2 separate regions of the Homo sapiens genome follow, and region 2 is linked to region 1. Evidence: read pairs that join two places in POLR2A ChIA-PET (ENCODE). Cell type or tissue: PC-3. All regions are shown on one strand. Links, peaks and the distances in the headings refer to the core of each region. The heading gives the core; the rest is flanking DNA. Region 1 overlaps SIX4 (SIX homeobox 4). Region 2 holds the start of PRKCH-AS2 (PRKCH antisense RNA 2).

Evidence for each region. Peaks named below come from ENCODE experiments on the same cell type or tissue, not always from the same donor. Only the 100,000 strongest peaks of a DNase experiment are listed, where the experiment ranks them.
Region 2: POLR2A ChIA-PET joins it to region 1 with 5 read pairs; 2 of 35 experiments call an interaction of 5 or more read pairs at or near these places.

Annotation. Positions count from the first base shown.
Region 1 is chr14:60,710,434-60,715,815 of GRCh38, reverse strand. It overlaps SIX4 (SIX homeobox 4), which reads left to right. Exons shown (of 3, transcript NM_017420.5): 3 at 1,613-5,382. The coding sequence ends at 2,409. Among named protein-coding and RNA genes, the nearest start is that of SIX4, 11 kb to the left of the region's middle. In PC-3, for the core only: no CTCF peak of the experiment used is centred there; no DNase peak of the experiment used is centred there.
Region 2 is chr14:61,542,538-61,547,919 of GRCh38, reverse strand. It overlaps PRKCH (protein kinase C eta), which reads right to left. Exons shown (of 14, transcript NM_006255.5): 13 at 34-177. PRKCH-AS2 (PRKCH antisense RNA 2) reads left to right here and starts at 2,436. Exons shown (of 3, transcript NR_188139.1): 1 at 2,436-2,826; 2 at 5,203-5,297. In PC-3, for the core only: no CTCF peak of the experiment used is centred there; DNase peaks (open chromatin) are centred at 299 and 599; H3K4me3 peaks cover 263 bases; H3K27ac peaks cover 1,433 bases.

The DNA of each region.
Region 1 (5,382 bases), core at 139-5,138:
AAATCTACCTTTCCTTCAGTGACCATATTTGAGGTCCTAGATTATCTAATTGCCATCATCTCATGCCTATGTAAGGAATCAGGAACAAAAGAGTGTTATTTGATGGTAGTGGGGGGTCTAATTCGTGTACATTGTCTAAGTGATCTGATTTGAACATCTCAGCTTTCTACTTAACATTTTTTTTTCTACTTCTGGTCTCTATAGACCATTATAGTAAGAGTCTCAAAAGATACAAACCTTTTAGAGAAGCATTAGCTCTGATCCTTTATGTTAATCTGTATTTTAAAAAGCACATTTCTTATTACCATTAATTGTTCCTATTACTACAACACTGAAAATTCAGAACTGGCACAACAAAAGGCAAAAAAGCTTTTGAATGTTTTGTTGACTTATTACTTTATGGCTAGTTTGGTGAAAGTTTGCAACTTGTCTATACAGGTTTATATGGTTAAGTTTTAAGCCCCAGGGTAACTCATTTTATGTGGTAAGTTCTGCATTGCCATTTATTTATATTTTATGTCAGTTACTGAGCAGTCAGTCCTGAATGAAGGTGCATTTGTGTTTTCTAATTCTAACTGGCAGAGCTAGCAATAACTATCAACTAATTGAGAGATGTCAAGTTACTAGTGAAGAAACAGAAACTTGACTGAATCAGAACTTGGAAAAGATTTTTTTTTTTTCACACTTGGCTTCTAACTAGTAGTTCTCAATCCCCCTTGGTCATCAGAATTACTTGGGAAGGTGGGTACTCTAGAAGCCCAGTCCCCACCATTACTCAATATACCCGTGTAACAAACATGCGCACATGCCCCCTGAATCTAATTTTTTTTTTTTTTTTTTTTTAAAGAAAGGGCCCGGGTGCTGTGGCTCACGCCTGTAATCCCAGCAATTTGGGAGGCCGAGGTGGGTGGATCACAAGGTCAAGAGATTGAGACTATCCTGGCCAACATGGTGAAACCCCGTCTCTACTAAAAATACAAAAATTAGCTGGATGTGGTGGCGCATGCCTATAGTCACAGCTACTTGGGAGGCTGAGGCAGGAGAATCACTTGAACCCAGGAGGCAGAGGTTGCAATGAGCCGAGATCGCTCCACTGCACTCCAGCCTGGTGACAGAGTGAGACTCCATCTGAAAAAAAAAAAAAGAAATAATAAGCAACAGAACCTTTGACATGTTCTATCCTCAAGACCGTTCGAGGTCATGAGACATAAAAAGTAAAGGTTTGGAAGTCACTGTGTTTTCTAAGAAGCTGATGAAAGATGGGGAACACAGGCACACCTGCGACTCAGGAACGCAAGTAGTTTTTTTGGCTGTGTTGTTGTTGGGGTTAAACATAAAAGATGTCTCCATACAAAATATATCTATATATATATTTACTTGGAGAGGTAAAAACAGATGTTCTAAGATGTACTAAGTTACACTTTCAAGGAGTAGAGCCTGGGAATCTGTAGTTTTAGGTGCCCAAGGTAATTCTGAACCAGAATTGGGCTAAATGATTGTATGGAAGTGTTGCTTCTTTATAGATACTGTACCTGAGAAAAAAACGTGTGTGTAACTTTTTTTCTTTCCCTCTCACTTCCATCAGTGATAATCAGTACTTTATTTTTTTTAGGTAATATCTCAGTAAGCTCAAGCACTTCAGATGGAAGCACATTTACAAGTGAGTCTACCACAGTCCAGCAAGGAAAGGTTTTCTTGAGCTCTCTTGCTCCCAGTGCAGTGGTATACACGGTTCCTAATACAGGCCAGACTATAGGATCTGTGAAACAGGAAGGCTTGGAAAGGAGCCTGGTATTTTCTCAGTTGATGCCTGTCAATCAGAATGCACAAGTAAATGCAAACCTGTCTTCTGAAAACATCTCGGGGAGTGGCCTGCATCCACTGGCCTCCTCATTAGTTAATGTATCTCCAACTCACAATTTTTCTCTCAGTCCCTCTACACTACTAAATCCCACTGAGCTAAACCGCGACATTGCCGATAGCCAACCAATGTCTGCACCGGTGGCAAGCAAATCTACTGTGACATCTGTCAGCAACACTAACTATGCAACTCTTCAGAACTGCTCCCTTATTACTGGTCAAGACCTATTGTCAGTCCCTATGACTCAGGCTGCCCTTGGGGAAATAGTTCCTACAGCTGAAGATCAGGTAGGTCACCCCTCCCCAGCAGTACATCAGGATTTTGTCCAAGAACATCGTTTGGTTCTGCAATCGGTAGCTAACATGAAAGAGAATTTCTTATCAAATTCTGAGAGCAAAGCAACAAGTAGCTTAATGATGCTGGACTCTAAATCCAAGTATGTCTTAGATGGCATGGTTGATACTGTCTGTGAAGACCTGGAAACAGACAAAAAAGAGCTTGCCAAGCTCCAGACTGTCCAGCTGGATGAAGATATGCAAGACTTATGAACTTTATTTCCTCCTCACCTCTTTTTGGCATCAGCGGCAAATCTTTTCATGAAGCCCCAAGGACACAAAACATTTTCCCATTTAAAGGAAAACACTCTAGTTTTGCAAGTATATGCATACAAGAGACTTTAGATTGATCTGCATGAAGATCACAGTTAAGTATACAGGAGTAGAACTGCATTATTGCAGCCTTTTTGTTCACTTATAAATTTCTCTTTTAAATAGATGGAGACAAAGGACAAGGTGAAATGTATCAAGTCAAAGTGAATCATTTAGTTGACTCTATAATTCTAAGGTCAAAATGGAACTTGATAGTTTTTTAAATTAAAAAATGTATACACCTAACATAGAAAATTAAAGATAGCTGCAGACCATTAGAAATAATACAATTGTTTTTGTTTACTTTTACTCCATGGGCATTGAAAAGGTTAAGAAACATAAATGGTACATATTTTTAAAGTTAAGTAGCATGCATATATATATGCACACACACCTCTTTTTCAGCATTTTTTGAGAAAGTCTTGGGTCTCAAACACATTTGTCTCAACACATTTCCAAATGTGATTTCTAATAGCTCAGTGTGGCTGAGAAAGTGCGGAACTCCACTAAAAACTCTGAAACTTCAGTATAAATGTAAATATATCAGTTCTATAAGCAGGATTTGAGTAATTACAGTGAATTTTATTTTTAATGTATATGTTTCTCTTCAGGCGCTATGAACTGAAAAATATGTTTTCTTACTGTTTAATTTATTTTTATTGTTTGAACAGGAAGTGAACATAGTCGTTTCCAACAAAGTTTTACTTTTTGTAGGATTTTAAAAATAATGATTTTTACCAGGAATCTATTAAGGTCAATATTAATAACACTGAAACAGGAAATCTAACTCCCAATATTGGAATTTTGGTACTTTTTTTCACATCCTTGTTCTTTATTTAGCAACTCTGATTCATTTAAATATGTTTTTTATAGAATTCTATGTGCCTTTTTACCTCGTGGCCTTTTTATTGGTAGTAAGGTACAGAAGTGTCAACAGAAGCACTGATGGTTCTTTTCTACTATCTAACAGGGTTAATTTCACCACAAAATTGCTTTAAATCTGAAGAACTTAAGTTTCACTAAATAATATATATGACATTTATCACACAAATGGATAAACAACTAATTATTGTTGATACTTTTCATTACAAGGAAAATAAGTTATAAATACCATGTCAAATTGATTATACAGGCTATGAAAACCATTTTAAAGGAAAGAAAATATGTAAATTCTATTGAGCAAAATTCTGTCCTGTTGAAACTTAGTTCTAAAGGTTTTGAATCAGTTGTTACACTCTGACACATGACTGTTGTTTGCACTATATTATCATGTCTTCTTTAAAAGTAAATATTTTTGGTTTCTGTAAGAAGCTTGTTTAATAATGTTGTAAGCCGTGGCTATAGTTTTATCAAGACTCTGAACACAAGATGTAACAATGCAAATAAATTTATGTAGTGAGTAAAGTTGCTCTCTAGTCTCTGAAAAGCAAAAAAAGTGAGAAAATAATTTCTTCAGAGATAACTTCAAGTTGTTGAACATAAAGGTGTTAGATGTTAGCACATCTTGCTTTTTTTTTTTTTTTGAGATGGAGTCTCGCTCTGTTGCCCAGGCTGGAGTGCAGTGGCACGATCTTGGCTCACTGCAAGCTCTGCCTCCTGGGTTCACGCCATTCTCCTGCCTCAGCCTCCCGAGTAGCTGGGACTACAGGCACCTGCCACCATGCCCGGCTAAATTTTTGTATTTTTAGTAGAGACGGGGTTTCACCGTGTTAGCCAGGATGGTCTTGATCTCCTGACCTCGTGATCTGCCCGCCTCGGCCTCCCAAAGTGCTGGGATTATAGGCATGAGCCACTGTGCCTGGCCACATCTTGCTTTTTTTTTTATGATCAGAACAAAGGGCCCACTCTAGTTCTCTACATGTCAATCAATCAAGCATGTTGAATAAGGGACATAGAGGATTTAACTTTTGTTATCATAAATGGAACTTGCAGGCATATATCAAGAACCCTATGAAGAATTCCTCTCCCATCATTTTGATAAAGAACTACATCATTTTTGATAGAATTGGTGAATGTTCCTAAACTGCTGAAGCTACATGTTTTTTGTTTTGTTTTACAAAGTCAGGTGTTTGAGAGTTCTTTTCCACTCTACTACTACTCATAGAGCTTGTTTTTTCTTTGGGTGTGTGCTGATCCTGTTACTGAGATTAATTACATGGCTCTGCAGTGTAGTTTACATAAAAATGATGTTTTCCACTTGATTGCTGCAGATATCAAGAGTTTGTTATTTTCAAATACCCATCCAACAAGAGAGATGGGGAGGTTTTTAGTTATATATGCTATATATATATATATAACTGGAAATGTTTTATATGTTTTCCGAAAATACAATAAGCCTCTCTTTTATTCAGTGTTCTTCCTCTTTTCTCCCTTATGAAAAAGAAAAGATAGCACAAAACTTAAGACTTACCTAGGAAACCCATTCATATTCCCACCATGATGTAATTATAACCCTACAATTACTTCAGGTAGCTACACAATATACCAGGTAAGAATCAATGCACAGTATAAAGAACTTATTGTTCTTTTCTATTCTTTCAGTTGAATAAGGGCCAGTTGGTATGCAGCCCATGTATATGTGAATGGAGTAAGATAAACCCCATGATCTCCTTGCACAGAATTGCAAATGTCTTTTGCCATACCAAGGGCCAGACTCAGAACCCTTGGAGTCATGTGGCAGAATTTCCCTCTTACATAAACCAATGCTTGAAAATGCTGCAAATGACCCTCTAATGATCCCTGAAGATCAAAACAGGGGTAAATGACTCCCTGCAAAACCCAACCCATGCTGCTGGCTGTGGGATTTTTGGTGTAAGCCTATCTATGCACTCTATCAGCCAGAATTTGGCATTTAGCTCTTAGTTAAATCTAGTA
Region 2 (5,382 bases), core at 268-5,267, 830 kb before region 1:
AGGAATGTCTCTGTGACAGCCTGGGACACTTACGATTCTGGGTCTGAAAGGCGGTTCTATTTGGCGATGGTTCAGCTGGGCCCAGTCGATTTCCTTAAAAAAAGGATGTCTCAAGATGGCGTGCTCGCCTCCCTGAGTCAGGCTGCCCAAGCGCATGGTGGGGTTCTTGGTCATGAACTGAGTGAGAGAGAGAGAAAGTGTCAATCATTCATTCACATACAACCAGCACGTCACAAGACAGCAGGCATCAGCCATGGCAGAGGAGCTGTGCGAGACTTTCTGGCAGGTCTTGCTTAACTAGCTGGGTTTTCCATCACAGGCAGCACAGTCAGTATGAATCATGCCTTAAAGGCGCGATTGCCTGTGTGGATTTATGGCTTTTCCCACTTCCATTTCAGACATGGCCACTAAAAGAAAGCAGGAGGGTCCAGTTTTCTTTTCTGTAAACACCATGTATTTTTCTTTCCTCTTTAAAGAAAAGAAGCTCTTTATAACAGTGTGCCTTTCCCCAACACTGCAGTTGTGGGCAGCAGACATCTTATGAATGGGGCTACTTTCAGAAACAGCTGTGCCATTTTTCTGAGTGACCTGACCAGCTGGCCAGGATTCCTGCTCTCTGACGAGACCACAGAGAGGAGAGAGAGTCGTTATTTTTGAAGATCTGTGTGAAGAAGCAGCAAAGGTGACATACTGAAAAGGTCTGTGTCCTGGCTCTAGAAAAAACAAAGTTGGCCACTTTTCTTTATGCAGCGAAGATATCATAGCTCTAGATGAAAGGCTTTTCTTCAAGATGTTCCCCCCACCACTGCTGTTTCGAAGTAGGTTCAATGACTGAGATTCCATTGCTCCATAGACCAAAAACTAAAACGAGCGCTGCCACACAGCTAAGCGATGTGTGCATAGAGATTCTCTGTATTTCCATCAGTTGGGAAACTTCCTTAGTGCTGGGCTCCTATCAAAATATGCTGGGCTAAATCTGCTTTCACAAAATAGCCAGGAAAGGTGTTTTGATCACTTCCTGAGCAAGGATTAGTACAGGATAATTCACTTTTCATGGCCGGAGTGTGGTTCTCAATTTCAAAGACACTGAAGCTAATTTAATTTCCCATATTGAAAGAAAATTGCCTTGGATAAAAAGTTTTGTTTTTGTTTTTATTTAAATCAGGTTATCTTTAAATAGACTCATGACAGTCCCCAAGCACCTCTTTCCAAATCTGATTTGTGAACAACACAAAAGTAATGCTGTGTTTATAAAAATTGTTTTGGAGCTGAATTTACAGAGAAAATCTTGTTGAAGGTGCAGACACGGAAAGACAGTGTTTGGAGGTACCTCCCACTGCCATGCCAGGTGTCCAGAGGTGTCAAGCTGCCAGTGTTGATTCAAATGAAAATGATAATGTTGAAGAAGGAGGCTGCAAAAGTTCCTAAGCAACCTGACGGGATATACCTTGTAAAATGCTTTCAAAAAAGCTTCAAAGGGCAGCTAATAAATGAATATACTGACAGGGTTTAATCGCTTCTCCTCTCTCCTAGTAACAGGAATTAAAGGCCACAGGTGGTTCTGGGTTGGAGGCAGGACCCAAAAGTAAATGCAGCATTCAGAGCTGCACAGGCCCAGTCAGAGCAGCTGCCACTTCAGGCACTTACAGTGGTCACCCAGGATTCAGGAGATGCATATTATAAGTAACTCAGTTCTGTAAGAGCTAGGAGTTAGTTCACACTGCTTGGGCTCTCACTAAGTAAGCCTGTGCAATGCAGGCAGGAAGGGAGAAAATGCTTACAAAAAAGAAATGAGTAGATTCTTGCCTTAGGAAAGTCAACGGGATACAATTCCTGATGGAAGAGCAGTTGCTATTCTAAGAGCTAATTAACAAGAAACAATGCTGCAAAAAACTTGGGAGACAGGACGGCAGAACACACCCAGATGGCCTGTGGGAAATTCCCAGGCCTGCCAATGATGTGAGAGAGGACATCTTGTGAATGGGTGGGTACAGCCTGTTCTTCTGGGCAAGACAAACAGTGCAGGACTCTATATGCCAGGGTGGCTGAAGCCCCAGTGTCCAAGAGGCTTGCCCATTCCTCCCTGCCCCTGGCACTGAACCCAAGCTTCCATGGGGCACTGTGGAAGAGGCCTTGCCTGACGACAAGTAGACCAAACACGACCGTCCGTCCTCTAAAAACTGCACCCTTGGAATTGGGGACAGGCAGAATAACCCTTTCACTAGCTTGATACTTAGCCTCTTGGGGTTCTGATAAATCCTTTTGAATAACCAAGCAGTTTTGTTTTTAATACCTTGGCCTGAGCCCTTTAGATGCAGCCATCCTCAACTTACAAAAAAAACAAACCAAAAGAAAAAACAAAACACACACACACACAAACAAACTTTGATTCAATTGACAAAGGTTTTCAAGGTGTCTACTACATGTAAGGCAGCACACTAGGGGTTTCTTGGGGATACGCAGATGACAAAGACAGTGTCTCTTCATCCAGGAGCTAATCAAGAGAAGGGGGAAGAATCAAGCAAACTTCATAATACACAGCCGGATGAAATGAAAAGAGACTTAGATCAAGTGCTGTGAGAGCTTGGAAGAGGCACGGGGCAAATAACACTGGGGCTGGTGGTGGGAAGGCAAGTGACAGCCTCGTGGAAGAGGTGGCATTTGACCAGAGATGAGGACGAACAGAATTAACATAGTAGGCATGAAGGAAGAAAATGCGCCTGAGGACACAGCCAGCACAAATGCAGAGGCATACAAGTGCCTGGTACAGCTGGCATGCAGGGATGGCTGAGGAACTGCGGGGGCAGCCGGTGGGATCCATCCGAGGTGAGTGATGAGAGCTGCACGGCAATTTAGGGGATGACACTAGCCACAGCGTGATGAATAAATCTTAAATGCAGAGGTAGCGCCTGGTGGTGAGCAGTTAGAGGCTGAGACAATAGCTGAGAACACATGACAAGTTCAGCAACTAGGAGAGTTTCTAGTTAATTGGAAGGAAGAGTTGGAAGCACATTCTAGAGGGCCGTGGAAGAATAAACACAATCCACTAACTGCCGGGAATGGGAGTGAAGAGTCCAAGATCACAGGGTCCTCCCTGGCTGCCTGATGGGGCAGTGGTGTTGAGTAACAGAAATGGAACAAAAGAGGGGCAAGAGATTATTCTTTGTAGCATGAGTATTAGTAGCAGTGTTAGTAGTAGTAGTATTTTTGTTAGTGGAACAAAGACAAAAATAGCTCACACTTACTGAGATCCTACAGTCTGCCAAATCTGGGAGGCTGATGGGCTCCGCTTTGCATTGGAGGTGTGTGGGCACCCACATGCAGATGAATTCTAGGGTAAATCTGGGGTGCAGGCCAGGGCTGGCCATCTAACGCTCAGAGACATTGAAATTTGAGTAACCACTGAAGCTGGGAGGGCAGGTTAGATTGTGGAAAGTGACAGAGACAGACTAGAACTGATACCAGCCCTAGGTCTCAGACACATTTTATTTGGCCTACCTAGTGTGTTTTGAAATAATTTTAATTACTTCTCAAATATTTAAACGCTAGGAAATGTCACATCACATGAAAAGTCAGGTTTTCCAACTTCTCGTGGAAAATGAGATACTCGGGAACACTGGGCCTGCACTCCTCTCATAGAAACGGCCTGGAGTTGAGCAGGGGCTTCTGCTTTTCATGGGGCACCAGATGCCCAGTCAGTCACATGCCCCACCACTCCCTATCACCTCCCACCTGGCTGGTATCACTCACGGACTTTCATGGCTCCTGACCCCTGGTGTAGGGTGAGAAGCAGCCAGAGTGGCAGCTGGAGGATGCCATGAAGAGGCCAGAGGAGGATGAATACCATGAAACAGAAACCAGGACCGGGAGAAGGAGGGTCCGGGGTGATACTAAGGGGGTAGAAGCTTTGTGTGTTGTGGTGGTGGTGGGGTGGCCCTTCTACCACTACCCCCGTCCAGTGATGTGGAGATGAGGAGTTAAGGGAACATTTAACATTAGTCCCAGGCCTGAAATCTTTCACAGTTCACGTTGGTGCAGATGGTGTGGAGTTGGAGGTGGATAGCTTGCCATCCTAGGCTGGGCACAGGCCTTTCCCTAAACTCTCTGTTCCTACTGCTGTGAATGGTGACAGCATAATCCTTTTGCAGAAAACTTTCATTATTTGCTTATGTCCCTAATGGGACCCAAATGCCAGTAAGTTAACAATTGTGCTCCTCGGGGCCATCACTTTCATCCACATTTAAGGTCACACTGAAAAGTTGCCTCACCTCAGCTGACTTTCTCCCTGACTGTGATCCAAGAGGGAAAGTCGGCCAAAGAGGAAAATAATGTGACTTCATGAAATATTCTGCACACATTTACTAAAGGAAGCAGAATGTTTTCTAGGGCCAAGAAAAGCACTTTATAAGCTGCACAGAGTGAGTGAGGGGACCAGGGTGGAAAATCTGGATTCTACCCCAAGTGTAAGTCTCAAACTGACTGGAGAGCAGGGGAAAGAGAAGGGTCAAGAACTCAGGGACTCATTTTATGTTCCCCTTCCTGCTGTGGCCCTCATTACAGTGGAACTGAACTAGAGGATACTCAAGGAATCAGAGGCACACCTGGCCCCGAGAATGAGACACTTAACAGTTTTTTTCCCAGACTACAGAGGAGGTGTGGCTGCAGGGGAAAGCAAGCAGGCATGCTCCCTCCTGACGCTAGTTCTAAGGGGACATGTAAAGGATTTGGGCCAAGTTTGTATAGGAATGTCCTGGGAGGCCTCCTGCAAGCCAGGGAAGGCTGAAAGAACTAACAGCTTCTCTGACATGGAGGGCTGGTCAGGCTCTGCAGTGTCACTGCTTGTGTTTGTATCATTCTTTCACCACTGAGTTACTGTGTGACTGTGGACAAATTTCTTAACTTCTCTGAGCCTTAGATTTCTCAACTCTAACATGAAGATTTTCCTATATTTTAAAAAGTTATGATGAGTCAATGAGAGAATTAACGTAAAGCGCCTGGCATAAAGAAAGCCCTCAAGAAATGATAGTATTAGTGAACATCTTGTTGCCGTCCTAGGCTCGAATAGACTGTCCCTAAACACTCTGTTCCCACCGCTGTGAACAGTGGCAGCATAATTCTTTTGCAGAATACTTCCATTATTTGCTTATGTCCCTAATGGGACCCAAATGCCAAACTTGTAAGTCCATCCTGTTCTACTAAAAGGCAGGGGCACAGATAGAAAGCTGCTGAGAGACTACACTCTGAGGTCAGCCTTGACCCTGAGGCTCATCTGGCTCTCCCTGTTCCTCTACAGCCAGGTAAGAGAGAACAAGATCTCTTTCTGCCTTCACTGTCCTAGGCTCCAGTAGTGCAGTGGGAGGAATGGTCTTTGGAAAATAATGT